Regions from separate parts of the Mus musculus genome. Here region 2 is linked to region 1. A link is a loop called in an ENCODE intact Hi-C map of the cell type or tissue named here. Cell type or tissue: gastrocnemius. All regions are shown on one strand. Each heading gives the region's core, and the rest is flanking DNA. Links, peaks and the distances in the headings are about the cores only.

Region 1 (16,231 bases), core at 8,074-16,073:
ATGGAATGCAGATCGAGGCTAAGCAGCTTAGGTGCGGATGAAAGTTGGTCCCCTGAGCCTCTGCAGCACGCTGTGCACTGGGTCAGTGTGGCAGACTGCAGATGTAGCTCCAGGAAGATGCAAATTGCTTCCTTAAATCTGGGGTCAGGTTAAGTGAAGGTGAGAGTAACGATCCCTCAGACCACAGCATCACAACGCAGCCACAGTGTACCTATGCCAGTGCGAGGGCTCTTTGTTGGATTCTTTAAGGCCCAAGGCACGGTCTTGGAGTAGTAAGCTACAGACACCTAACTGCCCACCCGAGGACCTCTTAGCAGCACCGACTTAACTATGCAGAAATAGCTCCCACCGATAGCTACCAAAGTCACTGCTGCTGCTGGACAGGGCATTTGAGTGACATCTTAAAGAGCAAATAGGATTTTACAGGTATGCAGGAGGTGGGGAGTTCCCCTCTCTACTTAGCGAATAGGCTGTGTTAATCCTTTTGGTGAACAATTATTGAGCACTTATACTGGGAATGCATAGCTGAATGAGGTGGGTAATATGCTGTAAAGTTAATATTGAAGGAGGTGAACTTGGGGTCATATAACTCTGGAGGGTTCCGCTATGGAAAAGATGCCAGTTAAGCTAAAGTATAGGTGTCGTGAGAGTGCAGAGGAAGAGACAAGACAAAATAAGACAGAAGTGCCCAGGGTGTGTGCCAAGCATGTAGCATCTGACAGCTAGACACCAGGTGATAGAGTTGGACACAGACAGACTCACATCTTGGACCCAAGGTCAGTCAGTGATGAAGGGAGTGCCTTGTGAGGACGGAGAGTTACCAAGACCTGGTTGTTTTGAAGAATTAGCTCATCTACCCCATCAAAACAAGATGGATTCGCAGTAGCTTGGCCAGATCTTTATGACAAAACTATTATTTAAAAAAATATTAGGGCTGGAGAGATGGTTCAGTGGCTAAGAGTACTTGAGGGTTCTCAAGGGGACCCAGGTTCGATTCCCAGCACCCACACGGCAGCTCACCACTGTCTGTAGCTCCAGTTCCAGGGGCTCTGACTCCCTCTTCTGACTTCCCTCATCAGTCATCAGGCACACATGTGGTGAATATACATATATCCAGACAAAATATTCATGTACATAAGATAAAATAATCTAAAACCAAAAAAATCAAAAGAAAGTTAGTATCTTTAGATATGTTAATGGCAGGTGCTATTTATTTTTTTATTATTAGATAGTAGCATAGATTAAAACCATAAACTGAGTAGATGAGTTCCATCTTTATGTGATGTCTATGGAGCCCAGGGAGACAGGGCAGGGTTGGGGAGGAGAGGAACGAGGGAAAGGATACAGTAATTAAAGAGTCATGAAGCTGGACACGCAGGTCCTCTCCTTTGCTCTCAGCACTCAGGAGGCAGAGGCAGGTGGATTGCTGTGAGTTCAAGGCCAGCCTGGTCTATATAGCGAGTTCCAGGGCAGCCAGAGCTGCATGCTAAAGAGACCCTGTCTAAATGTTTTTTAAAAGGCAATACAGAAAGCAACAGCAAAGCAAACCCTTTCCTCCTCATGTTGGTTTGGTTGGTCCTGGTGTTTATCACAGCATAGAAAGCAGATTAGGATAATTCCTCTCTCCCCTCCCTGTCTTCTTTTCTAGCTACTACGCCGTCCTGTATCCAATGGTGTACCCCATGAAGATCACAGGGAACCGAGCTGTGATGGCTCTCGTCTACATCTGGCTCCACTCTCTCATTGGCTGTCTGCCGCCCCTATTTGGTTGGTCATCGGTGGAGTTTGATGAGTTCAAGTGGATGTGTGTGGCCGCGTGGCACCAGGAACCCGGCTACACCATTTTCTGGCAGATCTGGTGTGCCCTGTTCCCCTTTCTCATCATGCTAGTGTGCTACGGTTTCATCTTCCGGGTGGCCAGGGTCAAGGCCCGAAAGGTGCACTGTGGCACGGTGGTCACTGTGGAGGAGGACTCTCAGAGGAGCGGGAGGAAGAATTCTAGTACCTCCACTTCCTCCTCCGGCAGTAGGAGGAATGCCCTTCAAGGAGTGGTCTATTCAGCTAACCAGTGCAAAGCCCTCATCACCATCCTGGTGGTCATTGGCGCCTTCATGGTCACCTGGGGCCCCTACATGGTTGTCATTACCTCAGAGGCACTCTGGGGGAAGAACTGTGTCTCCCCAACCCTGGAGACTTGGGCCACATGGCTGTCCTTTACCAGTGCCATCTGCCACCCTCTGATCTACGGACTCTGGAACAAGACTGTGCGCAAGGAGCTCCTGGGCATGTGCTTTGGGGACCGTTATTACCGGGAATCCTTTGTGCAGCGACAGAGGACCTCCAGGCTCTTCAGCATTTCCAACAGGATCACAGGTAACTAGGAAAAAGACCCTCACACCTCAGGCAGATGTCACCCGGGGTCCTTCCCAGTGGCTAAGGGCAGTGTCAGGGTGGCTGTGGTCTCAAGGCTGAAGGTACAGAAGTCCTGTGTGAAGAGCCACACTGGAGTAGCCACAGTGACTCCCACACCGCTTTCCACCACTTAGCTGTGGAAGGAGTTTGCAGAAGGAGGAGGACACAATAGCCCCTGGTACCCATCCCTGGAGAATGAGACAGGGACCTTGTGATTTAGAAGTTGATCTTCTGGAACTGTAGCCGGGGCCTCAAGGACTGGAGGGGATACCCACTTCTTTTTTTTTTTTTTTTTTTTTTTTTTTGGTTTTTTGAGACAGGGTTTCTCTGTATAGCCCTGGCTGTCCTGGAGCTCACTTTGTAGACCAGGTTGGCCTTGAACTCAGAAATCCGCCTGCCTCTGCCTCTGAGTGCTGGAATTAAAGGCGTGCGCCACCACACCCGGCTTTGGCAGGAGGCTTCTGGCAGAAGGAAGAATCAGAGCCTTGGGCCAGGCTGCCTTCTCCTTTGGTAAACAGTTTCCTTCCGTGTGGCCTCCCTCTGATGCTCCTTCCAAACCTCACTGGATCACTCAGCCTGTCCCTCCTCCCAAACTCTTGTCACCTTGAGCTTCCCCTCCAGGCCAGTGGTTTCTTCTGATAGTCCTTGGTAATCTTTTATGTGGGTGTGTGCATAGGCCAGTGTACCAGTGCCAAACCATAACCATAGCCTTCTTTCAGTGTGTCATTGTCCTGTGTTCAGGGCTACTCTATCTGGTGGGACACACTCATCTCTCTCTCTCTCTCTCTCTCTCTCTCTTTCTCTCTCTCTCTCACACACACACACACACACCACACACATGCACGCCCGCACACAAGACCTTCCAGCAGCCCCCAGAGAAGTTGCGCTAATCAGAGGTTAGATGTTTTTCAGTTTTTTCGTCTCATATAATTTCAGGTTTAGAAGAGTTGGAAACATAATATGGGGGGAGCCTCTCGTAGTGTTATCAACCTACATAACTGCAGTAAGAGACAGGCCCCAGAGCCCCACGCACAGAATATCCTAGCTCCACACAGACACTTCTACAAAGGGTTGGTCAGGCCATTTGTAGAGTGCTCCTGAGTAAATCTGGTGCTGGGAATGAGATAGGATATTTTGGGTCAGAATGCTGCAGGACTGGTAGGATCCTGTTCATGCCTCAGGTGAGGGGCACAAGAGTCAGCCTATCTTATTACTGGCTGAGTTACCTTGACCTCTTGCTTTGGGTGTGGTCTGTCAGCCTTCTGCCTCCACTGCGGATTCCACTGTAATTAGCATGTAAGCTGGAGGAGATGCTTTAAGACTGGAAATCTCCTCTTTTTCCTTGAGATTTGACCCCCCCCCCCCTGGCTCTAGCATGTCCTGGTGCATCTTGCTCACTGCAGGTGTGGTTCTGTTGCTCTGGAGGGGGCATGGTTGGGATCTTAGAGCCACGCTGAGGAAGCCATCACCCAGCTAGGCTATTGGAAGGAGATTTCAAGTGCACCTCCTTCAGCCCGTAGCTCTCACTTCTTGCCAGACCTAGTTAGTTTCTCCTCTCAGGAAACAGATCCTTCACCTTCACCCTCAAGAGGGCAAAAGACATGATCCCTTTTGCCTATGGACACTCAGGGCCAGAGATGACAAGATGCTCTGTCCGTGTGCCTGTTACAAGCATCGGCTAACTGATTTACCTTGTGGACTGGGGGAGAACTATTCCTGGATAGGGGAGACCCGGTAAATTTCCTTTTGCGCACAGGAAGGAGAACCATCAGTGTCTCCATTAGTCTCAAGTGCCCGCCCCTGGCCACTTACAAACTCATGTTCCCAAGTGTGACCTGGGAGCCGGAAGGTACATTCAGTGTTTGGCTCCATTTTGTTGGTGAACTTATTGGCTCAGATTTTATAATAAGTTATCTTCCTAGCAAAGGCATGGCAGATGCTTTCGCTTCCGCTGAAACTAAGGAAGAAGGAAAACAACCAGGGCAGAGGATGAGAAAGGAAAGGGTAGAGAGAGCAAAACGAAGCCTCTAGGTCGCGGCCACGGTTTACTGTGCGAACTGCTTGATTGTCCTGGAAGGGACTAGCAAGCTGTGGGAGCAGTGGAAAGCTCCAGTTGTGGCTGGGTTGGCAAACCCAAAGCCATTGGTGGCCTGAGGCTCATTCAGGAAGAAGCAGCCTTGTGGGCTGATGGGTTCTGAATCCTTGGCTACTCCAGAGCCGGGCGTGGGGAGTGGCCATTGCTCTTCTCTGAGGGCCCTGACTGGACTGGTCAGCCACATTAGTACCTTAGGGATTAGGGAGTGAGACAGAATATGGCTCTATCCCAGGCACACACTCATGGCCATCCAAGCCAGGAATACCCACCCCCTTCCTGATCCTCTTCTGTTGGAGGGGCAACCCTGAACCTCCGTGCAGTCCCCTGTCTCAGTCAGGCTCACCAGAATTGCCCTCTGCACACAGGGCTTTGAAATGCAACCGATTCCTAAGCCCAGGTTACCTCCCTCATCGCCAATCTGCTTTCAGACTTGCTCTTTACCCTTGGGGAAGGTAAGTGCCCGAGTATTCACAGGGTTACAAAAGATGGCTGACAAGATGGAACACCCTCCCCTCCCCCGCATGGTTTTGTATAATTTCATTTGTGCAGCATATGAAAAGTTGACACCTAAGAAGCCAGTAGGCAGAATTATTATTGTTCCTGAGACATGCACAGGCAGAAACAGAATCCGGCACATGCCCAGAACATCCCAAGCACACCACAGCGGTGACTTCGTGCAGAGCCTCATTCACTCATAAGCACTGGCTTTTACTTTTCTTAGTCTGTCCACCTCAGACTCTGGGACACCAGCTGTCACTGAGCCACCAAGCCCTTTTGCTTGTGAGGTCCCCTTAGCAGATTTCCATGCTGGGTGGGCGGGGTTTCTGTAGGAATAGGGATCTCCAGGGCACCTGGAGGCTGCTAGGGAGCGCCACCTTAAGGTGGGTGGGGTGCCACGGAGTGGTGGTTGGTCCCTAGTGGGATTGGTGAGCTGAGTACTGAATTAATGCTGAACGGGAGCACACACCTGAAATGGGGCTTCGGCCGAGGGAGGAAAGAAAAGACCAGGATAAAGGGTCAGAAGGAAACATCCTTCTGCTCAGATCCCCGGCGTCTCAGATGAGGAAGTCCCCTGACTGAGGACAGAGCTCTCCAGTTATCTCCAGAGAAGGAGGGTCCCATCTGTCAGTCACTCCGGAAAGCCTGGGAAGCAAGCAGGTCACAGCCTTCTTGGGAGGTCTGGGGTGGGGTGGGGTGGGGTGGGGTGGGGTGGGGAGTGATGCTGAGGCCTTTGAGTTTTCCCCCTTTCCTGTTCTAAGCCCCCCCCCTTTCCTGCAGCATCACGAGGTCTTCGTGTTAGTTCAATTCCCGCTGCACCTCAGAATCCCACCCTGCTCTTCAGCTTCTAAAATGCACAAGTGCCTTCTACCTGGTGCATGAACAGACCTGGTCGCTGGGCCTAGCCTTCTGTGCGTTTTCCTTGGAAGGGTTAGATGTGTCCCATTCCCGTGGGAAATGGTGGTGTTCTGTGGAATCTCAAGAGTAGCTGTGTCTACTCTTTGGAGGGAAATGCTTTGCAGCTGAGCCACAGTGGTCTGGCTCGAAGGATCGCTCTCACTAGAGGATACCAAAACACGAGTTCTTGGCTTTGTGCTGCCAGCCTCAGAGCTGGTATCCAAACATTGTGGCTGCCACCATCCCAGTTGGCAAGAGATGTCCCCGAGGGGCTCCACTTGTGGAATCAGGCCCTCTATTGAGCATAGCCATGCTCAGAGGCCAATAAGCAGGTACAGGGAGACTTTGGGGTCTTCTCTAGTTTCAGCCCTGTAACCAACCCCAGGCAAACTGACAGCTGCTTATGTGAATGGTTCTGAGAGAAGGTGGCTGCGCTGTGTGTGTGTCACACTACCCCCACCATTCCCTCCTTGCTCTCAGGAAGAAAGGGAAGAGTATACAGTATGTTTTACCACCTTGAAGTCTCAGAAATACCAGGATTTAATTAAAGAGGAATCTTTTTCCTATCTTAGAGTCTTTTGCAGGAGAATATTGTTCTCTATGGTAGGCCATTATCTTAGTCTGATTTCTATTACTATTTCAAAGTGATGGAGACTAGGTGGTTTATAGTGAACAGTGATTTATACTATAGAAAAGGTGTTGAGCAATCATGCTACTTTCTCCAAAAGTAACAAGTGCTCTTTTTAAAATTAAAGGTTTTATTTATTTATTTTATGTATGTGAGTATACCAGAATAGAGCATTGGACCCCATTACAGATAGTTGTGAGTCACTATGTGGTTGCTGGGAATTGAACTCAGGACCTCTGGAAGAGCAGTCGGTGCTCTTAACCACTGAGCCATCTCTCCAGCCCTGTGGCAAGTGCTCTTAACCTCTGGGCCACCACTCCAGCCTCATGGCCATTCTTATTAGTCCATTAGGCCCCACCTTTCAACACAGTTGTCTTGGGAATTAAGTTCGCAGCAGAGAAACTTTTTTTTTTAAAAAGATGTATTTGTTTATTATATATAAGTATACTATAGCTGTCTTCAGATACACCAAAAGAGATATTTGAACTCATGACCTCTGGAAGAGCATTCAGTGCTATTAACTGCTGAGCCATCTTTCCAGCCCACAGCAGAGGAACTTTTAAAGGGCACATTCAACCATAGTGCCCATTAAATCTATTAGGCTATTTATACTTGACTTAAGATTTGGAAGGCTGGAAGTCCCTGTTCCTTCCTTCTCCCCCCAGCCCCAGGTGTAGCCCTGGCTACCCTGAAACTCACTCTAGACCAGGCTGGTCTTGAACTCACAGAGACCTGTGAGTTCTGCCTCTGCCTCCCTAGTGCTGGGACTAAAGGTCTGCACCACTATGCATGGAGTCTTTAGACACTATGGTTGGAAGTCTTTAGAGCACAGCACTGTCATCTGATGGGCCTCTGTCTGTGCCATCCCCTAACGGAAGGGAGTCAGGGAGGGCAAGACCAGAGAGCAAAAGGCCAAACTCAGGATTAAACCAAAACCATGCTGCTCCTCCTTCTTCTCTTCCTCCTCCTCAACCTCTTCCTCCTCTTCTTCTTCCTCTTTCTCTTCTTCCTTCTCCTCCTCCCTCCCCCTTTCTCCCTTTTTTCCTCCTCTTCATTTATTTGCTTTCATTGTATGACTGAATATGAGTGGCTGGCCTGCATGTATGTGTGTGTATGCCGTATGCCTGCCTGGCACTGTCAGAGGCTAGATGAGGGCATCAGATCCCTTGGCACTGAGATTTCAGAAAGTCTTGAGCCACCGTGTGTATGCTGGGAGCTAAACCTAGACTTTCTGTAAGAGTAGCAAGTGCTCTTAACCTCTAGGCCACCTCTCCAGCCTCATAGCTGTACTTAAGGAAACTGACTATAATAGCTGTGTAGAGGGCCCGCTTATCCCTTTAGCTGGGAAGCCTCTGAGGTGAGGCCGGCAGGCTTCCTTGTTGTGGGGTGAACCAGATGCGTCATCCCACAGGCGCCCGGTTCTCAGCGCCCACACAGCTTTCTTGGCTGGCTTTCCAGAGGAGAGTTCTCCTGTAGCCTCTCAGCGGCCTCTGCCCCCTGCGTCTCAGTGCCACAGCCTCTGCTTCACCCCCTCTGCTCCTCCGACACTGGGGAGGGGTTGCTGAGACTGGAAGAGCTGGGGCGGGGTCGAGCTGCTTTGAGATGGTGGGTGGCGCCCACCACTGGGCAGTCTCCCAGGCCTGCAGCTCCGAAGCCTTAGCGCCCTTGGTGAGAAGGAGGCTCTTTCCAGTCCCTGCATGAACTTCAGTTCTCTTTCTCAGGTCACTCTGTCTTTGTTCTTCTGTTATGGGATGGCACAGACAAAGACCCATCAGATGACAGACGTCTTTATCCTTGCACCTTCTCCAGACTCCACTTTTGGGAAGGCTTTTGAACTATTTATGGCTGTTAAGTTTTCTCCTCACCTGTCTTGGTTTCTGACATGCTCAGGAAGTTTCCCTGTGGGAAAGAAACAAGGGTCAAAATCCGGGGAAAGCACCCAGGGATATCTGTCTCCCAGTGGATCAGGAGTGAGTTTTCCAAGAGACAGAATTCAAAAAGGAGTTGGTAGGTCAGCGGGGGGCCAGAAGCTGGGAAGGCAGCTGCCCAGCAGGAAGCCCGTTCTACCAATGCCAACTTTGCTTTTCAGACTTGGGTCTGTCCCCACATCTCACGGCGCTCATGGCAGGCGGACAGTCCCTGGGACACAGCAGCAGCACCGGTGACACAGGCTTCAGCTACTCTCAGGATTCAGGTAAGGTTGTAAAAACCCTGAAAACCCCTCACTTGTGTAAGTTGGCTGTGTTAACTGCTGCTGGGAGACCAGCCACTCCCCAAGGACTGTGGAGGGCTGTGGAGGACTGTGGAGGGGAGATGGTAAGAGGCAGAAGCTAGGTTTCCTGCCACAGCTTCCAGCCTGTCAACTTTCCCACGCCTCTGTTTTCTCCTCTATTAAATGGGCCCGTTGTCTCCTTCTCTCCCCATCACATGGTGTGAGGTTGAAAAGTATGAGAAAGCCTTTGAAAAGTTAAAATGTGAAAAACTATACTAATTATATAATAATTATACTAATTATGCTATCGTTGACCGCTCAGGCCCTAGACTCCACCCACTTGTTTCTCAGCTTCCTTCCTGCTACTGGCTTCCTAACTTTAGAACCTGCTCCTTGTGTTTGTGGGGAGCCATGGTGGCCAGATCCTATGTTGGCTGAGTGGCCCTGATTGGGGACAACATGGTCAGAGACAGGAAGCTCACTTCACCTTATTCACAGATTTATGTTGGTGAGGCACCTGGCCATATCTGGAGCTGGTGCGTGCTGATGCTCTAGGCCATAGAGGGAGTGGTTTCAAATCACCAGACAAGCAGCAAGCGAGGCAGTGAACTCCAAGCTCTTCTGTTTCCACACCCCTGGGAACTTTTGTCTTTTTGGTCGTGAGCCTTTAAGAGCTGAGCCTTCATTCCAAAGCTCACTGGGAGCTTTGGAAAAGTCATCTCTAGGGTAGGAGATATCTCTCCTGTTAGTGAAATCAGAACCAAGCCCTGGCTCTGGGCAAGGCAAGGCTTAGTGGACAGATGTCAGAGACTGGAACTCTACTGTCTTATTCTGGGGAAGCCGACTGGGGAATGGCAGAGACCGGCCTTTCCCTCCGACCACAGAAGAGGGACACAGGTTGAAGGAACCTCATGACCCAAGGTTCCTAAGACACCATACAATGTGCAGCCCTCTGGGTACCAGAGGAGAGGACAGCCTCAGGGAAGACAGGATTTCTTCTGACTGATGGCCTCATCTAGGTGCCGGCTACAAGTCCTATCCCTATCCTACCAAGGGTTCCTGGACACATGTGCCCTAAGGTAACAGGAAACAGAAGCCAAGGCAGAGGTGGTTGTGTGCAGGAGGGACAACCTCGGGTGACTTGGGTGCTGCTCCTCAGGTGCTGTCCACTAGATTATCTGGTCAGCCGATGGTGTGGCAGCTCCTCCCGTCTGTGAAACCCAGGGATGGATGACACAGCCACGCTGTTTGTAGGGCATCTGCTTCAGGACAGGCAGCTGGACATGCTTTTGGTATTGAAGGCTCGGGGCCAGGGTCATCAGTTATGACAGAGGGAAGAAGAGGCCTTGGTGCTGTAGATACATGTGCATCCTCTGCCTGCCTTAGGGACGGATGTGATGCTGTTGGAAGATGGCACTTCTGAGGACAACCCTCCCCAGCACTGCACTTGCCCACCCAAGAGGAGGAGCTCCGTGACATTTGAGGACGAAGTGGAACAGATCAAAGGTTGGCTTATGGGAGTGTCTCAGTAGACACGTGGGCAAGGAGGGGATCCTAGCCTCATTCTTACCACAGAACGTGCCAAGACTTCATCGCCTCTGCCTCCTTCCCATCACTGCAGCCCCACTAGGGATACTTGAGGCATCTGACTCATAGCAAGCAGCATCCAAGGTGGGACAAATGCAGCTGTAGACACACACACACACACACACACACACACACGTACACACGTATACAGTCACACATACAGACACACACACACACACACACACACGTACACACGTATACAGTCACACATACAGACACATACAAACACACACAGTCACATACACAGGTACACATACACAAACACACACAGATACACTCACAGCAGATACCATGAACACACACACAGCACAGACACATTGCACACATACATACACAGATACACACAGAGACATATACACACAACCATGCACAGTCGCATACATATATACACGCACAGACACATACATGTAGTCACACACTCACACACATAGACACACAGTCTCACACACAAACACACTCAGACACACTGTCTTAGGGTTTCTATTCCTGCACAAACATCATAACCAAGAAGCAGTTGGGGAGGAAAGGGTTTATTCAGCTTACATTTCCACATTGCTATTCATCACTAATGGAAGTCGGGACTGGAACTCAAGCAGGTCAGGAAGCAGGAGCTGATGCAGAGGCCATGGAGGGATGCTCCTTACTGGCTTGCTTCCCCTGGCTTGCTCAGACTGCTTTCTTATAGAACACAAGACTACCAGCCCAGAGATGGCACTACCTACAAGGGGACCTCCCTGCTTGATCACTAATTGAGAAAATGCTTTACAGCTGGATCTCGTGGAGGCAGTTCCCCAATTGAAGCTCCTTTCTCTGTGATAACTCCAGCCTGTGTCAAGATGACACAAAACTAGCCAGTACACACACAGTCACATATGCATATACACACATACACATAGACACAGTCACAAATACACATACACGTGTACACACACACAAACTCACACATAGACACACACATAAAGAGCAGATTCCATGAACACACAGCAAGGACATACCTACACACACATACATACACAGGCACACACACAGTTATGGACACACACATGCAGACAAACACACACACAGATACACACAGAGACAGTGACAGGGAGACAGAGAGAGAACTCAAAACAATTCCCAGCTTTCTCAGGAACTAGCCTGACTGGATGAAATAGTTTCCGTGCCCCCTAGTCCACAGTAGTTGCTCCCCTTTATGGATAGTATCCAGTTATAAATCTGATCCTGTCCTCTTAGCCCGTCCCCTCTGACGGACAGTGGAAATATGGCCCTGTGAGTGCAGGCCAAGCTGCCATCCTGATGAATGGCCCTGGAACCTGCAGGGACCGGAGCCCACTGACTGGGCTTTCCTGCTTATCTGTTAACACAGAGCATCCTGGATGCTTAGGGACCTGGGGCTAGTTTCCACTCCAGACAAGCCAAGGGGAGCCACTCCTGTGTAGGAAGGAGTCTCTTTTTCTCCTGTCTCCAAGTGAGAATAGCCACTGGTATAAGGAACCTTGAGTCTGCTGGAGCCAGGGGCTCTAAGGTGTAAATGCTGAGTATGCAAATGAGCCTCCCTCTGCCCTGCTCCACTCCCTTGCAGCGTGAGGGGAGAGGTGGGAGAGGAGCTCAGAGAGGATGGTAAGTAAGTATCTACTTTTCTGGCAAAGCAGATTCAATACAGAGCTAGCCAGCAGCTTTGAGAGTTTACATTCCCCTTCTACTGGACAACAAGTCCATCTCCTTCCCAGACCTCTCACGCCGATCCCAGCCTGCCCCTTTGTGTCCTACGGGTGGGCTGGAAGCGCCCTCTGCTGGTTGGGTGCTGAGAGCAAGGTGCTAGAGCAGGGGATGACAGTTATGCTGTGTAGGGAGCAAACTAGTGCTGCTAAGGTCTCCACTTCCTTCCTGGAGAGTGGGGCACAAACTGCCTGTTCTCCAGAAAACATAAGGGGAGAAGGTCCCCTAGAGACCCCGAGAGCTTAGGCAGTACGGTCTGTGACCCAGTGCTCAGGTTTGGTCATTAGGCGCCACCTCTGTCCCTCTTTTCCATTCAGTGTAGTGTCACGGCTCCTAATCCTTCCCAGGATGGTGGAATTGTTGACATCGCTTCTAAATGTGAGGCTTTCTACAGTGAAGGAGCCTCTGAGGGAAATGGAGAGGAGACATGGCCTTTGAGTCTGTGCAAGCTTACAGCCTAGGCTGTTGAACCCAGGAGCTACAAGAGGAAAATTCTATTGAAGACGTAAAAGCTAAAACATTTAGGGTAGAATTTACTCATTCACAGTAACCGTGTGAATCTTTTCTCTTTAGAGTCAAGGAAACTAAACTAGAAAATGTCTGGCCTTTCTCAGGATGTAAATTGTGTGAAGTCCAAGATTTTAGCCTGGGGACTCTGATGTCAAAATCCATACCTGTAATCTTCGCTTGTCCGCTCTCTCTGGAGTAGCAAGCCAGCAGAGACCATATCCCTTTTCGCTAACCTTCCTTTCTGCCTTCTCCCACAGAGGCCGCCAAGAACTCTCTTCTTCATGTGAAAGCTGAAGTACACAAATCCTTGGACAGTTACGCAGCCAGCTTGGCTAAAGCCATTGAGGCTGAAGCCAAAATCAACTTATTTGGGGAGGAGGCTCTGCCAGGGGTCTTGTTCACAGCACGGACCGTCCCAGGGGCTGGCTTTGGGGGCCGTCGAGGCAGCAGAACTCTTGTGAATCAGAGGCTGCAGCTACAGAGCATCAAAGAAGGCAATGTCTTAGCTGCAGAACAGAGATGAAAGCTTCAGAGGGGAGCGGGGCCGCAGCGGAGCTACCGGGACTGGTGCCTGTGCCAAGACCCTGGAACATGTCACCACTCAGAGAGGGCCAGACGCCGGGAAGGAAACATCTGGTATGCAGCCAGGAGGATTGAAAATACTGTCTCCAGTCTCTGACTTCAGTTGTCTTCTGTAAAGCACATGTGGGCTGCTTCAGGGCTCCTGGGATGGAACGAGGCTTCGAAAGCACACGTTAGAAGCAGATGGAGATGTGGCTGGGGCATCAGGAGGACTAGAGATGGTGGATGTGAAAGGGAAGCCACCATGTGGCTCTTGTCTTCAATGGTATCCAGCTGCTTTAGCTGTCCCTGGTCTCAGTGAGGCCTCTAGAGGCAATCCCTACTCCGTGCCCCTCATGGGGACAGAACGGCTCACCCTAGCACTGTCAGACCATCTGGGGGCTCTGTGTAGTTGATCCAGGAAGCGTGGGACCACAAGTACTAGACTAAATGCAAAAACAGTCCAGAGAGCATCCGAGTAGAGCACCCCACATAGACACCCCATATCTATTGCCCTAGTTAGGACTTGCTCTTGGGTAGCACCTGCTGCTGGCCAATAGAAACAGCCCACAGGCCACCCAAGATGTGGCCACCCCACCCACTTCCTTGTTGACAGATTTTTATTATTACTATTATTATTTGAAAAGAAGGGAGAAACCACTATGAAAGACAAGGGCGAATACCAAGCACTTCATTTCCAGAATAATAAAACCAGGAGGTTAGGGCATATCACTAAGCCTGGGACTTGAGGTCATACGCAGATGAGGGGAACTTGGGGGGAAATCCCTCACACGGGAGATATAGGAGATGCTAGAGTGACTGGCAAACATAGCTGGCCTCACTTTCCAGAGGCAATTGTGACTGTCATAGCAAGTTTGGGGGCTGGCACAAAGGTAGAAAGGGCACTGGACCCGAGTTCATAGCCTGGGTTCTTGACCCAGCTTGGCTTTTGTCTGCACATCATCTGGGACATCCTGTCCCATCACTAGGCCATTTGGAGAAAAGAAAGGTGTGGGGAGTTGGAACAAGTAGCCTCCAAGGTAATTCCAGCTCTGACTTTTGATGGCTTCTGAATCTGCAATTTAAGAGATGGGGACAAACTGAACATGACTGGTGGGTGACCTAGGATCTGTATACTTTTGAGGGTGTGCCCAGTGAGTACAGGAAGAGCACCTGCATGCTCTGGCCCTCACGTCTGTCTTTGTGTTATTTGTTTGGCCGTCTAGGGCAGTCCTAACTGCCGACTACTGAGCCGTGGGTATGAAGAGGGTGCCACAGCTGAGGCAGATGTGGGACAGTGGGTGGGGTTTGTTGCCTTGGACTCCTCTTGCTCTTTGAGCTAGAACAAGTTTGGGCTTTGAGTGCTTGCTGTGGGGGTTCTGTAAGATGATCTTTTCTGCTGCTCTTAAGCCTGGGTGCTTTAGATAAGCGAAGCGATGAGCAGGGCTGTCCACCACACAGAGCAGAGGAAGTCTAAGACCTCGCCATATCTGCCACGAGGCAGCTAATTGAGTGGTTTACTTTTCAAATGTTTCCTGTGGGCTGCCCAGTTCCTGGAGTGACCAGTGCCTGTGGTTCCTGAGGCTTGGCTTGAGCCTTTGGGTGCTTGATTTTGTCACCTACTCCAGGTCACCGGTGCAGGGGAGTGGCAGGGAGGACGGGTCCTGCATTCCTTGCGGCGCCTGTCTTCTCTGTGTATTCTGTTTTCCTTTTCTAGTACTCACCCGGTGTCTTGAGGGACCCTTTTCCCAATTACCTAGTATGCACCGAAGTGGAGCACGCTCCCTAGGTGCGGGTTGTCAGTTAGTACAATGGATTGGCTTAAGACTCAAAGGGTAGAGAGCGCTTTTCTTACTGCCCTGGGCTAGCCTTTATGGAAAGGATGCTGAGGCCTCTGAACCCTATTGGCTGACCCCAGGAGTCTCCAGTATTCCAGAAGTGATGTGACCTCCCTTTTAAAGGATTTGAAGCCTACTCATCTGCCTAACACTGTGGATCTGCCGGCACCTCACCAAGCACCAGTGTTGACCACAAAGGAGAGCGCGGGTGTCCAGACGCTGATGCTGTGGGGAATGTAGAGCGTTAGCAGTGGTGGCAGAGCTGTGGCTACTCGGGGTCTGAGTATTCCGGCTAGGGTGCTATGGTTGAGCCAGTGAAGCAGGTGACCATCTGGACTGCGTCTTGGGGGGATTTGGGGGCCAGAGCCATTGGTTTTGCATATTCAGGGTTTGCCCAAGTGAGCTAGAGAGAAGTGGGGTGGGGTGGGGAGAGGGGGAGAGGTCTTTCCATATAGCCTCTTGTGTCCTCTCTGGAAGACGCTTGCCTTTTGTGCAGAAGCCTACCATCCCAATTAAGCCCTGGCATGTAATGGCAGACCCTGCTGCAAATTCCTGTGTAGTGGCAGGCCCAAGGCCTTCCCAGGGGAACCATAGGTGGTGGTAGGTGGGACATGTGGCCACTTGTTTTGCTTTAAATACCTCAGTCCTTATTCTGACAGGATCACTTGTAGGGCCGTGGCCCATCTCTGCTGCTGCTTTACAAGATTTTACCCTTGTCTTGGTACCTGTGCTGTGTTCCAGATGCCAGCCCTGTGACCTGTTGCATCCAAGAAGGCACTGGGTCCAGCACTGTAGTGTACATAGCTCAGCACCTTGCTTTTCCCTGGCCAGACAACCCAAATGGGAGGTTCAAGACCTTAGACATAAGATGGCAGCAGTATTGTTGTGGAGAGGAAAAAACAAACACAAAAACAAAACATGGTGGCTTGTTCCTCTGAGCTCTGCCATGACTACAAGTCCCTAGCCTTGGAGCTGATTCTTACCATATATATATATATATATATATATATGCAACCCCTGTTGGAGTTCACAGGAACTATCTGTACTGGGCTGGGTGATCTTAAATCACTGCACCATGGCCCATTGGTGCTAATGTTCGTAGATTTCTCATTTGTGTACCTGATTCCATCTTTCAACCAAGAATTAAACCTTCACCCCCAGGACAAACTCAGTATTAGCAACAGACCACTGTAGTTTGGGAATAGACAAGAGGCAGAAAATGTTGATATAGTGAGAATGCTTGCTGGTCTGTTGTGATGGAGTGCTTTTTCAAA
Region 2 (15,541 bases), core at 3,788-11,787, 69 kb before region 1:
GGCCAGGCTGAGCAGAGCATAAAGAAGAGTTAGACTTTGGCAAATGGATCTTTCAACACTTACCATGAAATGGTGAAAGATCCAAACAGTCTTTTGGAGAGGAACTTATGAAGGTTTGGGAACTGGAGTTAAACTACCTGGGTTCACATATTGTCTTCCTAATTGCTGGCGTGGCATGGCTTCTACCATTCCTAGGAATACATCTATTCATTTACTATAAAACAGGTGGTCCTGCAGGTTGATGGGTTTAGTGCTTTTCTTCTGCAACATGTGTGTGTGTGTGTGTGTGTGTGTGTGTGTGTGTGTTAGTTGAGCTATTAATAAGTGGAGATTGTATGCTGAATATCATTTGAATAAATAACCCCCTGAAACCTCCCCCCAAAGAATAAATAACCCCATACATTTTAACCTAGATATTTCCAAAGACTCAATTATTCCAAAATTTCAATGATGAAACAATGTTCCTGGGCTGGCCAGGTGGCGCAGTGGGTAAGAGCACTGACTGCTCTTTCAAAGGTCGTGAGTTCAAATGCCAGCAACCACATGGTGGCTCACAACCATCCGTAACGGGATCTGACACCCTCTTCTGGTATGTCTGAAGACAGCTACAGTGTACTTACATATAATAATAAATAAATAAATAAATAAATAAATAAATAAATAAATAAATAAATCTTTGGGCTGGAGCAACTGGGCCAGAGTGAGCAGAGGTCCTGAGTTCAATTCCCAGCAACCACATGATGGCTCACTCATATACATAAAATAAATACATAAATCTTTTTTTTTTGTTTTGTTTTGTTTTGTTTTTGCGAGACAGGGTTTCTCTGTGTAGTCCTGGCTGTCCTGGAACTCACTCTGTAGACCAGGCTGGCCTCAGAAATTCGCCTGCCTCTGCCTCCCAAGTGCTGGGATTAAAGGCGTGTGCCACCACCCCCGGCACATAAATCTTTAAAAAAAAAGAAAAATGAACAAAAAAGAAACAATGTTCCTAATAATGGCCTTTAATTTATTTTTTAAATAAAATAATTGTGAAGGAGATTTAAATTAGATTCATCTCTCCTGTTCAAACTCTGGTAGGAGAAAGGCTTGGGCACAGACAGCCCTCTAAATATCTTGAAAAGCCAGAACTCAACTTCTCTTTCAGAATTCCCATGGTGGCTGGTTTCTATGGAGATAAAGAGCATCTATAACTACATACAGAAAAATGTGGACTGGATTAACATACACAGATGAAAATATGATGACCCAGAGTTAAGAATATTTTATCCAGCTTTCCATGTCAAAATAGGAAGGACCATCAAAAAAAATCCTTTCCTTACATTTTAACACCATGGCTTCACCTTCCACAGGCACCACAGAACCAAAGCACAACTCCAAGGGGCTGAGTTTGCATAACCTGTGTCACTGTGATGATAGCCTGTGTCACTGAGATAGCCTGTGTCACTGTGATAGCCTGTGTTGCTGTGATGCCCAGAATCTACTTCCTGATGTTCACTTACCGCCACATACTTCTCAGTCCCCTCACAATTTCAAACAATTCCCAATCCTCCACTTATTTCCTCATTAAAGTGAATAAATCTATTGTCAAAATTCTCCCCAAATTCCTCTTTAATGCAACACAGACATTTTTTTCTTCTTTATATTTGTATTTCCAAACCCATTAGGGACTGTGAATATATAACAATCACTCACCCACAAATCAAGGGAATAAACAGACTAGTGTCTGAGCAGGCTGGATTTAGAAGGTCCCAGAGGGTCAAGGCAGTTTGTGGGATGTGGACACATCCCCTCAAGAGAAGTTTAACGATAACCTAGCTGGGGTGCTCTAGGTTGTGGAAAGAACAATGTAGGCCCTACAGCCAACCACAAGAGGCATCGCAGCCCTGAGGACTGAAGTCGGGGCAGTAAGTAGAGAAGGCGGACACCTGCACACAGAAAATGTTTATGTCACGTAAGCAAAGGCATCAAAGCATCAGGCACGGAGAGAGAAAAGACACATTCATTCCTATATGCTGTGGACTGGCTGGTTCTGTGTGTCAACTTGACACAAGCTGCAATCATCACAGAGAAAGGAGCTTCCCTTGAAGAAATGCCTCCATGAGATCTGTAAGGCATTTTCTCAATTATTGATCAAGGGTGGGAGGGCCCAGTGTGGGGGGTGCCGGCCCTGGGCTGGTAGTCTTGGGTTCTATAAGAGAAAAAGCTAAGCAAATCAGGGGAGCAAGCCAGTAAGTAACATCCCTCCATGGCCTCTGCATCAACTCCTGCTTCCTGACCTGCTTGAGTTCCAGTCCTGACTTCCTTTGGTGATGAACAACAACATGGAAGTGTAAGCTGAATAAACCCTTTCCTCCCCTACTTGCTTGCTTCTTGGTCATGATGTTTTGTGCAGGAATGGAAACCTTGACTAAGACATGCAGATTCTCTGCCATGAAGCAAACAAGGGTGGAACTCAGAGATCTGAGATTCCCATCCACTCTTTACGTCTTCTTGCATTTGTTTAGTGTGTGTAGGCACACATGGAGACACGAGCCTGCACGAGCAGTGCTGGGATGCCAGAGGGTAACATGAGGGAGTCTCTCTCCCTCCATCATGTGGGTCCCAGAACTGACCTCAGGTCATCAGGCTTGGTGTCATCAGGCTTGGTGTCATCAGGCTTGGTGGCCAGTGCCTTTATACAGGCAACTCACATGTTCTAGGGGGAAGAGAGGATGCACAAGAAAGACTCTCGCTGTCAGGAGCCGAGAGAAGAGCAGAAGTTGACTTCATCTAAGTTTGTCTATCCCTGACTGTCCCTTGTGGCACTACTTGGAAATAAGATGGGCTCATTAGTGAAGCAGAAAGAGAAGCCATCCATTTCAGAGAAACCCTGTCTCGTCACATGGCTTCAGGGAAATGTACTGGCCGTCTCAAGTTGCAGAATAAAAATAAGAGGCCCAGATGATATTGGACTCCATTATTATATAAACATGAAAACGATTATCTTTTCCTAACAGAATCAAAACTAATTGACTTTTGTATAATTCTAATTCAGTTTAATAAGCATTTCCTAATAAAGGCACAATTAGGGAGTCAATTTAACTGTCCTATCATGTTATTCTCCCATCTCTTTCCAATTAACTATCCCCCCCCCCCCCCCAAGAAATAGTTCTGTTCGCCCACTAAAAGCACATCTGGTGTAAAATCCTCTGGGAGCGATAGTGGTTCCTCCCTAAACAACTGTCAGGGTGTTGGAAAGCTAGGGTGCTTACTCAAGCTTGGCCATAAACCAGGTCCGTCAAGATGTGTCAGGGTATAAGAGCCTCTTCCCTCCCTAAACGCTAATAAACTCTCTGAGGGCAAGCTGAGGTTGTTTCAAGGACAGTTATGCAAAACAAAACAGAACTGTGTGTGGTGACTGGAGTCTGAGTCAGCAGGACTGCTGCATTTTGACTTTTTTTTTTTTAATTTTATATATTTATTTTATTTTTTTATTTTTTGGGTTTTTTCGAGACAGGATTTCTCTGTTTAGCCCTGGCTGTCCTGGAACTCACTTTGTAGACCAGGCTGGCCTCAAACTCAGAAATCTGCCTGCCTCTGCCTCCTGAGCGCTGGGATTAAAGGCGTGTGCCACCACTCCCGGCTGCACTTTGACTTTTAAAAGCCTGCTTCTGGATTATAATAGTAAAAGTCATCTCAAAAAGATACAGTGTGCGCTCGACCCCTCCCACAGTGCTCCGGAAACCCCGTGAGTTCAGGTCCTTGTTCACTAGCATCTTAAGAATAACTCAGGCTGGGTGGTGGTGGCGGTGGTGAAGGTGGAGGCTCAAGCCTTCAATCCCAGCACTCGGGAAGCAGAGGCAGGCAGATCTCTGTGAATTCAAGGCCAGCCTGGTCTACAGAGCAAGTTCCAGGGCAAACAGGGCTACAAGAACAGCTAAAGAATGGTGTCCAAGGTAAGCACTTCATACAGAAGTCCTAGGTTCTCATGCCTTTCACAGTCAGCCATCTCGCTAAGACCATATTGTTCTGGGCATTCCTGAACAGGAACCAGGCATTCCTAGGTGTCTGAAGTTGGTTGGTGGGTGCTAGATTAAGGAAAGAGGGGAGAGATTAAGGATACAGACAGGTACTAGATTGTGGGTAGAGATGGGCCATAATGCCCAGGAGCAGCCACTTTAAAATTATTACATGGGGCATTCGAAGGTAAATACAAGGGGGAGGGGGGAAGGGATGCCTGACTGAATGACTGCATCTCATCCAGGACAGCTTGTCCACGTTGCCTTTGTATTCAAGGCACCAACACAGATAATGTTCCTTTTGTTGTTGCTTGAGACAGGGTCTTTCAATGTAGGGCTGGCTGTCCTGGAATTCACAATGTAGACCATGCTGGCCTCAACTTCACAGGGATCTGCCTGTCTCTGTCTTACAAAGGCTGGGATTAAAGGTGTGAACCACCATGCCTGGCTCAATGCAGATAATATTGTAAAAGATGGATATGGTGGTAAGCATCTATAATCCAGCCTGTGTAGAAAAATCCCCACCTTAAAACAAAGAACAAAGCACCCAGCCTGGTGTGCTGGTACATGCCTTTAGTCCCAGCACTCTGGAAACAGAAGCAGGTAGATCACTGTGAGCTGGAAGCCAACCTGGTCCACACAGTGAGTTCCAGGACAGCCAGAACTATATGAGAGACCCTGCCTTAAAAACAAAACAAAACAAAAATAAAAATAAAAACAAACAAAAGCCCACCCGTAGTACATGCCTATACTATCAGCATTGTAATTGGAAAGTGGTAACCTGAAGACCAGAAGTACATTCTCAGAGGTTTGCTTGAGTGATGTAAAAGACATTACTTTTGACTTTGGGGAGTGGGCAGTGGTAGTTAGGAAAGGAGATGTGTATGTATTCAAAGACATAGAACAATCCATGTGTATCACCTCTGTAAGGGCAAATTATCCACATCCCTTGGCGTGTCTGCCACTTACACACATCAGATGTGTGATCAAGGAGAGAACAAGGGGCGTGCCTCAGGGGCTCAGAAAAAGGGGTGGAGCCTAGTGTCAGAAAAGGAAGAGCATGGACAGTGTCTGCGTTAAGGCAAAGCAGGAGTTAAATCACACAGAAGGAAGGAAAGAAGCCTTCCAAGTGCTAATCTGCAGTATTCAGGAGTAGACAGCTGAGGTTGTTCACAAGGCTAGAAAAGGAACAGAGGCAGTGGTCAGCTACGGTCAGCCAAGAGAGCCATACAGACTGCTGGGGTTCTGCTGAAGGAATCCATAGTAGTAAAGCTCAAAATAAAAATTAATATTTTCATAAATTAATATATCATGAGTATGTTTAACATTTATTTTACTGTCTGCTTGTTTATCATTCGTATGTGTGTGTGTGTGTATGTGCCTGCCTGCTTGTCTGTCTGTCTGTCCTAAACTTTTGTGGAGGCAGCTCTCTCTAGGTCTACCTTTATGTGGGATTGGGGATTGAACTAGGTCTTGCTGGCAAGGGTCTTTAGCTGCTGAGTCACGTCGCCAGCGCTGATTGTTTTGAGACATGGTCTCGCCCTGTAGTCAGGTCAGCCTTAAACTCGAGTTCCTTCTGCTTCAACCTTCCACGTGCCACCAAGCCTGGCCACTGTTTAGCATTTCTCATATGCTTGGTCCATGAGGGCTACCCACAGACCTTTACCTCTAAGGTAGGTACCATTTCCTAGAGCCTAGGGCGTTCAAGTCTCTTCCTGAAGACCACAAGAGTTAGGATCCACACCAGAAACATTTTCTTCCTGCTAGGACACAGGCTAGCTCCTTTCTTTTCTGTTAAAGCAAAAGGCTCTAGACAATGATAATTATATGTATCAGAAAAATCTCAGAAGAAATTTGTTTTTCGTCTCATAAAAATCAATTCAACTTTCCCTTGTCTTTGCCCTCTTCTGGAACATTCCACTTGAATACTTATATGTTTATATATTTAACCCACCATCATAGCTAGAGTTGTACAGTCTACATTTTAAATTTCAATGTACTGTTGGAGTATTCTTATATTTTAAGTATTTTAATAGTGCATATCAACTATACAGAATAACGTGTTTATTCTAACATTTTCATCTGCATAGAAAACGTGTTTGATCATGTTTACCTCCCTGTTATCCACTCTTACTCCCCTGCTGTCTACTTATCCTCAGAATAGCATGTTCTGCGTATTTGTTTGCACTTTTACTTTTGGGAAGAAGGTTTTGTTTTTGAAATAAGTCCCAACAGTCCTCTTCCTACTTTTGTTTCCTTAGAGTCTGCACATGAGAGAAAATATGCTGTGTTTCATCTTTCTAGATCTGGCTTACTTTTCTTAACACAGTAATGATGGTCTCCCCTTCCGTCCAATTCTCCTGTGAAGACAATGGTCTAATTCTCCATGTATAAGATATATAAAGACATAAAGAGTGCCCACTCCCTGGGGCATTGGGCCTATAATATGCATTTTAATGTCATCCCTGTTGCCTGCTGCTTTCCAATAGCTAAGGCAATATATATTTTCCCTAGTTCCTGAGGGTGTGATGCCCTGGTTCTAAATGTTAGTCTGAAAGTTAAATATGAGGGCACAGGCCTATCATCCTAGCGCTTTCAAGGCTGAGGCAGGAGGATCATGAGTTTGAGGATAGTCTAGGCCTTATTTAAAAAAAAAAACCTTCTTCTCAAAAGTAAAAGTGCAAACAAATATGCAGAACATGTTATTCTGAGGATAAGCTACAGACAGAAACATTTGTTTAACAGGTGTTAGGACCCAGTCGTGACAGCCACTTCAAAGTTCTATGTGAAAGTTTTGAATAGGAGAGAAAAAACCCCTTCACTGCAGGGTTGGTGAAGAAATGTGTAATGGGCAAGGAACAGCCACTTCATGGGAACTCCCCTTACCAAAGGCTTCCATTGTAAACATTTCTCCTCATAATCCAACAGCCTGTGTAAGTAGCACACACATCCTGAAAAACACAATTCAACTTTAAATGTTATGTCCTACTAGCTGTCCATCTCACTGGCCACAGTTACCTTGGGCTGGAGAGATGCCACAGCAGTTCAGGACGTCAATGCTCTTGAGTGGATCTGGATCTGAGTCCCAGCCCCGACGTGTGACTCACAACCATCTGTACCTCCAGTTCCAGGGAATCCAACCCCTTCTGCTGACTTTGGTGGGCACCAGGCACACACACACACACACACACTAAATAAAATAAATATTAAAAAATTAAGCTATCTTTTCTCATAGTTTTTTGGTGTTAGCCTAGTTACACAGGAGGCCATCCATAATGGGACATTTCACATTTAGCCTTACAATAGAGAAGTGATTTTCTTTCTTTCTTTCTTTCTTTCTTCCTTTCCTTTCCTTTCCTTTCCTTTCCTTTCCTTTCCTTTCCTTCCTTCTTTCTTTCTTTCTTTCTTTCTTTCTTTCTTTCTTTCTTTCTTTCTTTCTCTCTTTCTAATTATCACCTTTTAAAAAAGATGTATTCATTTTATTTATATGAGTATATTGTAGCTGTCTTCAGACACACCAGAAGAGGGCATCGGATCCTATTATTGATGGTTGTGAGCCATCATGTGGTTGCTGGGAATTGAATTCAGGACCTTTAAGAAGAGCAGTCCATGCTCTTAACCGTTGAACCATCTCTCCAGCCCGAGAAGTGATTTTCAACAAAATATTTTAAATTCAGTTTTAAGTCTATACATACTGTGTGACATAGGGCCATCACCAAAGCTGAAATTGGAATGATTCTTGCAGTAATATTATTTTTTCTCCAAATATATACATTTTTTTTTCCTTTTTTTGAGACAGGATCTCACTGGTAGCCTTGGCTAGCTTGAAACTCAGAGAAATCTACCCGCTTCTGTGTTCCTAGTGCTTGGATTAAAGGCATGAACCACCACATGCTACTCTGTGAAGTTTCTATCATTCATAGCATTAAAATATTCAGTGAGTCTAAAGCTTCAGGAAAGAGAAAGACATTATTACATTGTATTGGACTAGAAGGGTTTTTTGTTGTTGTTGTTGTTGGTTTTTGTTTGTTTGTTTGTTTTGTTTTGTTTGCACTCATATTGGCACTACATGTGTCCCTTCTTGTTTGCCTTCCCGGTCATCTTCTGCTGCTTCTTATCCTTTCCTTTATTTCTTCCTGCCTCCATTTCCCATCAAAGTTCCCAGAGTGGTTCCCAGGGCAGCTTTTGCTCACCACTTGGAACCTCGGCCCCAAGCCACAAAATGTGGCTTCTGCAGATCCAACTTTGGCCACTAGGGGACATCTGCTCTCTTGGCATGAAAAGAGAGGTGGAAAAATCCAAACCTAACAAACGAAAAAACAAAAAACAATACAAAACAAAACCCTTTTCGTCACTATTTTCTCCCAAACCAAGGGCAAATACAGAGAACTAAAGAGAAGGCCCAGCTTTATGGCTAACATGGTTTTCGAGTTTAAGGTGATGAAAGAAGACTGTACATTGTCACAGCTGATGGGTCGCAGCCTTGTCCTGTGGCCATCACGGGAGAGTGGGGGAAACTCGCTGTCTCTCAACACTTCTTGTCTCAGTCTTGTCTCCCTAGGCGTGACCTCATTACCTCGGGAAGATTTTCCAACCTGTTCCCCTTCCCCCCAGCCCTGGGACCCCCTTAGCGCCCTCCTCTTCCATCCCATCCACCCCTTTCACTTCCACCTCCAACCTCCTCTTCTGCTTCAGTCCTGATCTCCTTGCACTGGCCAGGAGGGGAAAACTGGGCCGCCTGCTTCGGATTAGGGTTTCCTTAGCTCTCCAGGAGGGCTCAGTGAAAGCAGAGTTGAGTTTTTTTTTGTTTGTTTGTTTGGTTTTTTTGTTTTGTTTTGTTTTGTTTTGTTTTGTTTTGTTTTGTTTTTTATCCCTAGGCAGTCTCAAAGGGTCTTGATTGTTCATCTCCACTGCCCAACAGCAAGTTGGGATTAGAGTCATGTTTCAAATCCAGATCTTCAGCCTTCAAGGGGTGGACTTCCTCTAATACCGCAATCTGTCCTTTAAAGGACTAGTGAGATGGCTTAGCAGGTCAAGGTGTTGTTTGCTGTTCGATGTTCACCATCTCTTGACATTTAATTTTACCCACCAGGAACCTTGTTTCCCTAGCTGCTCCTAACTGGACTGAAAAAGGAAAAAAACTCAGTCTGCTTCCATTCATTCCTTGTAACTACTCGACCCTGTAAACCCTGTTGTCTGTCTTTTCTTCTTGATGCTCTTACAAAAACCCAGCCTGAGGACCTGTGGTTCATCACCAGGATTCACGTGGTACAAAAAGAGAGCCCACTTGTACAGTTGTCTTCTTGACTTCCACATACTTCTTGATGGCACATGCAAGACACCTCCCTCCCCCACCCACCCACACATACAAATAAATAAAAGGTAGGTGTATGACAGGATATTTTAAAAACCAATGGCAATAATCGAATGTTGTGGATTTAGGGTCAGCGAGATGGCTCAGTGGGTAAAGGAGCTTGCCACCAAGCCTAGCAACCTGAGTTTGATCTCCAGAACCAACACAGAGGAAGGGGAGAGCCAACTTCTGCCGGTTACACACGGACCTCTCTCTAAACATGCAAACATGCTAAACAAATATTTAAAAATATTTAAAGAAAGCTGTTAATTTGATATGTTAATTGCATCGTGATATAGAGTTCTAAAGCTGAACAAGGCCCGTGGAAAAAGAGACCTTCTCCAAGGTTCAGGGCTGCATTGGAAAAATGGATTCATGTATGTATGTACATATGACATGAAGATAGAAGTGAACTCAAGAGCCAATGGGCCTAAGGGAGGAGTGTGGGAGGAAGTATGCTCAATGTGTGTCCTCATGTAAGAATGTCCTTATGTGATACAATTCCATGAATAGTGGATTTTTTAAAAAAGGGAACGTCCTTATGAAATCCAGTTCTATAAATAATGAATACAGGACAACAAAAAGTTTAATATCCTAAAAAAGAAGAAAAATGATTTTTTTTCTCCATCCTGCAAGAGCACTGGTTCCAAAACTTCCTAATTTTACCTGGGAAAAATAAATACTCTGTGGTCTTTGCATTTCAGTTTGGTGGATGGCCAGGGGTAACTTCCAACTAGCATTGGCCACACCTAATATCAAACAGGAGAGAGAGAGAGAGAGCCTACTCCAAGGAAAATTGTAAGGTAGCTGGGAAGGACTTGTCTCCCATTACACCAGGTTTTCTTCTTGTCTGGTTCTAAACTAAGTCAGGAATTACTATTTGAAGTTTGTGTTAGACAGACATCTGAGATGAATCGACTCAGAGAAGAAAAGTTCCTTTTGCTTCTCAGATTTGGAGTTTTAGTTCATAACCAACTGGCTTCCTCCATTGCTTTGGGCCTTTAGGACCATACTGCGGGAGCATGAAGAGGAATGAAGACTTTCATTTCAGAGTAGCTGAGAAGCCAAAAGGAAAAAGAAGGGATTCGGGCACCACAGGTTTCTTTGGGGGGTGAGCCCCAGTGACCTAAGAGCCCCTCACTAGATACCATCCCTTTATACTTTGATTTGTTCTTGAGATGGGGTCCCACACTTAGACTCAATTGAACCCACCCTCTCCTTAGTACCCTCAAGTAGTAGGGACTATGGGGCCCCATTGCTGCACCTAACCTAAGGCCCCCGTTCTTATGAAATTTCCACCTCCTCTTGGTCCCAAGCTGAATACTCAGCCTTTACTGCAGAAACCCAGGGGGGACATGTTAGAGTCAAAGAACAAAGTTAAAACAGATTAAAAAACAACAACAACAACAAACTTTTCAGCATTTATCTATTGCCAACTTAAACAAGAGATCTCTCTACTGGAGATGAGAGATGGCTCAGTGGTTAAAAATACTTGCTGCTATGGGAGAGGACCTAAGTCCAGCAACTCACAATGACAACAGTCTGTAACTCCAGCTCGAGGGGATCTGGCAGGCACCCTCTTCTGGACTCCATGGCTCCATGGGTACTGTATTCTCTCTCTCTCTCTCTTTCTCTCTCTCTCTCTCTCTCTCTCTCTCTCTCTCTCTCTCTCTCTCTCTCACACACACACACACACACACACACACTTACACAAATGAGTTTTTAAATAAAAGTAAGATTTAAGAAAGAATGTTTTCTGGAGGTTGCTATGTGTCCTGATGAATATGAACCAACCATTTCTTCAGTGATTTTTTCCTTTAGTTTAGGCAAAATACCCTTGATATATTGATTTGTTTCTGTGACTTTAGAAGGGTCCATTTCTACATGTAGCAAAACGTATAGGCTTTTAGGGGGATGAGATAGATGTCTTCACAGAGCAAGGCTGGAAAATTGCCTTGATCATCAGATTTACGCGGCAGGGTTGTGATGAAGTTGAACCCACAGTCTCAGAAGAAGCTGCCGACTCCTCTATACTGGACATTCTCCTTACAGTGTATTAGCTCTAGAACGTGCTGGCTGCACGGATAGTTTTATGCCAACTTGACACAAGCTAGAGTTATCTGAAAGGAGGGGAACCTCAGTTGAGAAATTGCCTCCCTAAATTCAGCTGTAAGGCATTTTCTTTCTTTCTTTTTAATTAGGTATTTTCTTCATTTATATTTCCAATGCTATCCCAAAAGTTCCCCATGCCCTGCCCCCCATCCCCCCCCCCCCCACTTCTTGGCCCTGGTGTTCCCCTGTACTTAGGCATATAAACTTTGCAAGACCAATGGGCCTCTCTTTTCACTGATGGCCGACTAGGCCATCTTCTGATACATATGCAGCTAGAGTCAAGAGTTCCGGGGAGTACTGATTAGTTCATATTGTTGTCACACCTATAGGATTGCAGAACCCTTTAGCTTCTTGGGTACTTTCTCTAGCTCCTCCATTGGGAGCCCTGTGATCCATCCAACAGCTGACTGTGAGCATCCACTTCCATGTTTGCTAGGCCCAAGAATAGCCTCACAAGAGAGACCTATATCAGGGTCGTTTCAGCAAAATCTTGCTAGTGTATGCAATGGTGTCAGCATTTGGAGGCTGATTATGGGATGGATCCCCGGGTATGGCAGTCTCTAGATGGTCCATCCTTTCGACTCAGCTCCAAACTTTGTCTCTGTAACTCCTTCCATGGGTGTTTTGTTCCCAATTTTAAGAAGGGGCAAAGTGTCCACACTTTGGTCTTCCTTCTTCTTGAGTTTCATGTGTTTTACAAATTGTATCTTATATCTTGGGTATCCTAAGTTTCTGGGCTAATATCCACTTATCAGTGAGTGCATATCATGTGAGTTCTTTTGTGATTGGGTTACCTCACTCAGGATGATGCCCTCCAGGTCCATCCATTTGCCTAGGAAATTCATAAATTCATTCTTTTTAATAGCTGAGTAGTACTCCATTGTGTAAATGTACCACATTTTCTATATCCATTCTTCTGTTGAGGGGCATCTGGGTTCTTTCCAGCATCTGGCTATTATAAATAAGGTTGGGATGAACATAGTGGAGCTTGTGTCCTTCTTACCAGTTGGAACATCTTCTGGATATATGCCCAGGAGAGGTATTGCAGGATCCTCCAGTAGTACTATGTCCAATTTTCTGAGGAACCGCCAGACTGATTTCCAGAGTGGTTGTACAAGCTTGCAATCCCACCAACAATGGAGGAGTGTTCCTCTTTCCCTACATCCTCTCCAGAATCTGCTCTCACCTGATTTTTTGATCTTAGCCATTCTGACTGGTGTGAGGTGGAATCTCAGGGTTGTTTTGATTTGCATTTCCCTGATGATTAAGGATGCTAAACATTTTTTCAGGTGCTTCTCAGTCATTTGGTATTCCTCAGGTGAGAATTCTTTGTTTAGCTCTGAGCCCCATTTTTAATGGGGTTATTTGATTTTTCTGGAGTCCACCTTCTTGAGTTCTTTACATATATTGGATATTAGTCCCCTATCTGATTTAGGATAGGTAAAGATCCTTTCCCAATCTGTTGGTGGCCTTTTTGTCTTATTGACCGTGTCTTTTGCCTTACAGAAGCTTTGCAACTTTATGAGGTCCCATTTGTCAATTCTATATCTTATACCACAAGCCATTGCTGTTCTATTCAGGATTTTTTCCCCTGTGCCAATATCTTTGAGGCTTTTCCCCACTTTCTCCTCTGTAAGTTTCACTGTCTCTGGTTTTATGTGGAGTTCCTTGATCCACTTAGATTTGACCTTAGTACAAAGAGATAGGAATGGATCAATTCGCATTCTTCTACATGATAACCACCAGTTGTGCAAGCACCATTTGTTGAAAATGCTGTCTTTCTTCCAGTGGATGGTTTTAGCTCCCTTGTCAAACAAAGATGAAGTGACCATAGGTGTGTGGGTTCATTTCTGGGTCTTCAATTCTATTCCATTGGTCTACTTGTCTGTCGCTATATCAGTACCATGCAGTTTTAATCACAATTGCTCTGTAGTACAGCTTTAGGTCAGGCATGGTGATTCCCCCAGAGGTTCTTTTATACTTGAGAAGAGTTTTTGATATCCTAGGTTTTTTGTTATTCCAGATGAATTTGCTGATTGCTCTTTCTAATTCGTTGAAGAATTGAGTTGGAATTTTGATAGGGATTGCATTGAATCTGTAGATAGCTTTTGGCAAGATAGCTATTTTTACTATATTGATCCTGCCAATCCATGAGCATGGGAGATCTTTCCATCTTCTGAGATCTTCTTTAATTTCTTTCTTCAGAGACTTGAAGTTTTTATCATACAGATCTTTCACTTCCTTAGTTAGAGTCACGCCAAGGTATTTTATATTATTTGTGACTATTGAGAAGGGTGTTGTTTCCCTAATTTCTTTTTCAGCCTGTTTATTCTTTGTGTAGAGAAAGGCCATTGACTTGTTTGAGTTTATTTTATATCCAGCTACTTCACCGAAGCTGTTTATCAGGTTTAGGAGTTCTCTGGTGGAATTTTTAGGGTCACTTATATATGCTATCATATCATCTACAAAAAGTGATATTTTGACTTCCTCCTTTCCAATTTGTATCCCCTTGATCTCCTTTTGTTGTCGAAATGCTCTGGCTAGAACTTCAAGTACAATGTTGAATAGGTAGAGAGAAAGTGGGCAGCCTTGTCTAGTTCCTGATTTTAGTGGGATGGCTTCCAGTTTCTCACCATTTACATTGATGTTGGCTACTGGTTTGCTGTAGATTGCTTTTATCATGTTTAGGTATGGGCCTTGAATTCCTGATCTTTCCAAGACTTTTTATCATGAATGGGTGTTAGATTTTGTCAAATGCTTTTTCAGCATCTAACGAGATGATCATGTGTTTTTTGTCTTTGAGTTTGTTTATATAATGGATTACGTTGAAGGATTTCCGTATATTAAACCATCCCTGCATCCCTGGAATGAAACCTACTTGGACAGGATGGATGATTGTTTTGATGTGTTCTTGGATTCAGTTAGCGAGAATTTTATTGAGTATTTTTGCATCAATATTCATAAGGGAAATTGGTCTTAAGTTCTCTATCTTTGTTGGGTCTTTCTGTGGTTTAGGTATCAGAGTAATTGTGGCTTCATAGAATGAATTGGATAGAGTACCTTCTGCTTCTATTTTGTAGAGCAGTTTGTGAAGAACTGGAATTAGATCTTCTTTGAAGGTCTGATAGAACTCTGCACTAAACCTATCTAATCCTGGGCTTTTATTGGTTGAGAGACAATTAATGACTGTTTCTATTTCTTTAGGGGATATAGGACTGTTTAGATCATTAACCTGATCTGATTTAACTTTGTTACCTGGTATCTGTCTAAAACTTTGTCCATTTCATCCAGGTTTTCCAGTTTTGTTGAGTATAGCCTTTTGTAGAAGGATCTGATGGTGTTTTGGATTTCTTCAGGATCTGTTGTTATGTCTCCCTTTTCATTTCTGATTTTGTTAATTAGGATTTTGTCCCTGTGCCCTCTAGTGAGTCTAGCTAAGGGTTTATCTATCTTGTTGATTTTCTCAAAGAACCAGCTCCTTGTTTGGTTGATTCTTTGAATAGTTCTTCTTGTTTCCACTTGGTTGATTTCACCCCTGAGTTTGATTATTTCCTGCCATCTACTCCTCTTGGGTGAATTTGCTTCCTTTTGTTCTAGAGCTTTTAGGTGTGAGGTCAAGCTGCTAGTGTGTGCTCTCTCTAGTTTCTTTTTGGAAGCACTCAGAGCTATGAGATTTCCTCTTAGAATTGCTTTCATTGTGTTCCATAAGTTTGGGTATGTTGTGGCTTCATTTTCATTAAACTCTAAAAAGTCTTTAATTTCTTTCTTTATTCTTTCCTTGACCAAGGTATCATTGAGAAGAGTGTTGTTCAGTTTCCACGTGAATGATGGCTTTCTATTATTTATGTTGTTATTGAAGATCAGCCTTAGTCCATGGTGATCTGATAGGATGCATGGGACAATTTCAATATTTTTGTATCTGTTGAAGCCTGTTTTGTGACCAATTATATGGTCCATTTTGGAGAAGGTACCATAAGGTCCTGAGAAGAAGGTATATCCTTTTGTTTTAGGATAAAATGTTCTGTAGATATCTGTTAAATCCATTTGCTTTATAACTTCTGTTAGTTCAACTGTGTCC

The links. Peaks named below come from ENCODE experiments on the same cell type or tissue, not always from the same donor. Only the 100,000 strongest peaks of a DNase experiment are listed, where the experiment ranks them.
Region 2: a loop joins it to region 1, with 16 times the contacts of the local background. A loop is called at or near these places in 18 of 42 quality-filtered maps.

The regions. Positions count from the first base shown.
Region 1 is chr1:165,308,621-165,324,851 of GRCm38, forward strand. Gpr161 (G protein-coupled receptor 161) reads left to right here. Exons shown (of 6, transcript NM_001310429.1): 3 at 1,649-2,373; 4 at 8,620-8,724; 5 at 10,129-10,248; 6 at 12,816-16,231. The coding sequence ends at 13,081. Among named protein-coding and RNA genes, the nearest start is that of Gpr161, 21 kb to the left of the region's middle. In gastrocnemius, for the core only: a CTCF peak has its summit at 12,133 (motif pointing left); DNase peaks (open chromatin) are centred at 8,623, 12,112 and 13,066; H3K4me3 peaks cover 257 bases; H3K27ac peaks cover 408 bases.
Region 2 is chr1:165,243,987-165,259,527 of GRCm38, forward strand. It overlaps a transcript of Tiprl not described here. Among named protein-coding and RNA genes, the nearest start is that of Tiprl, 15 kb to the left of the region's middle. In gastrocnemius, for the core only: a CTCF peak has its summit at 8,252 (motif pointing right); a DNase peak (open chromatin) is centred at 8,235; H3K4me3 peaks cover 309 bases; H3K27ac peaks cover 447 bases.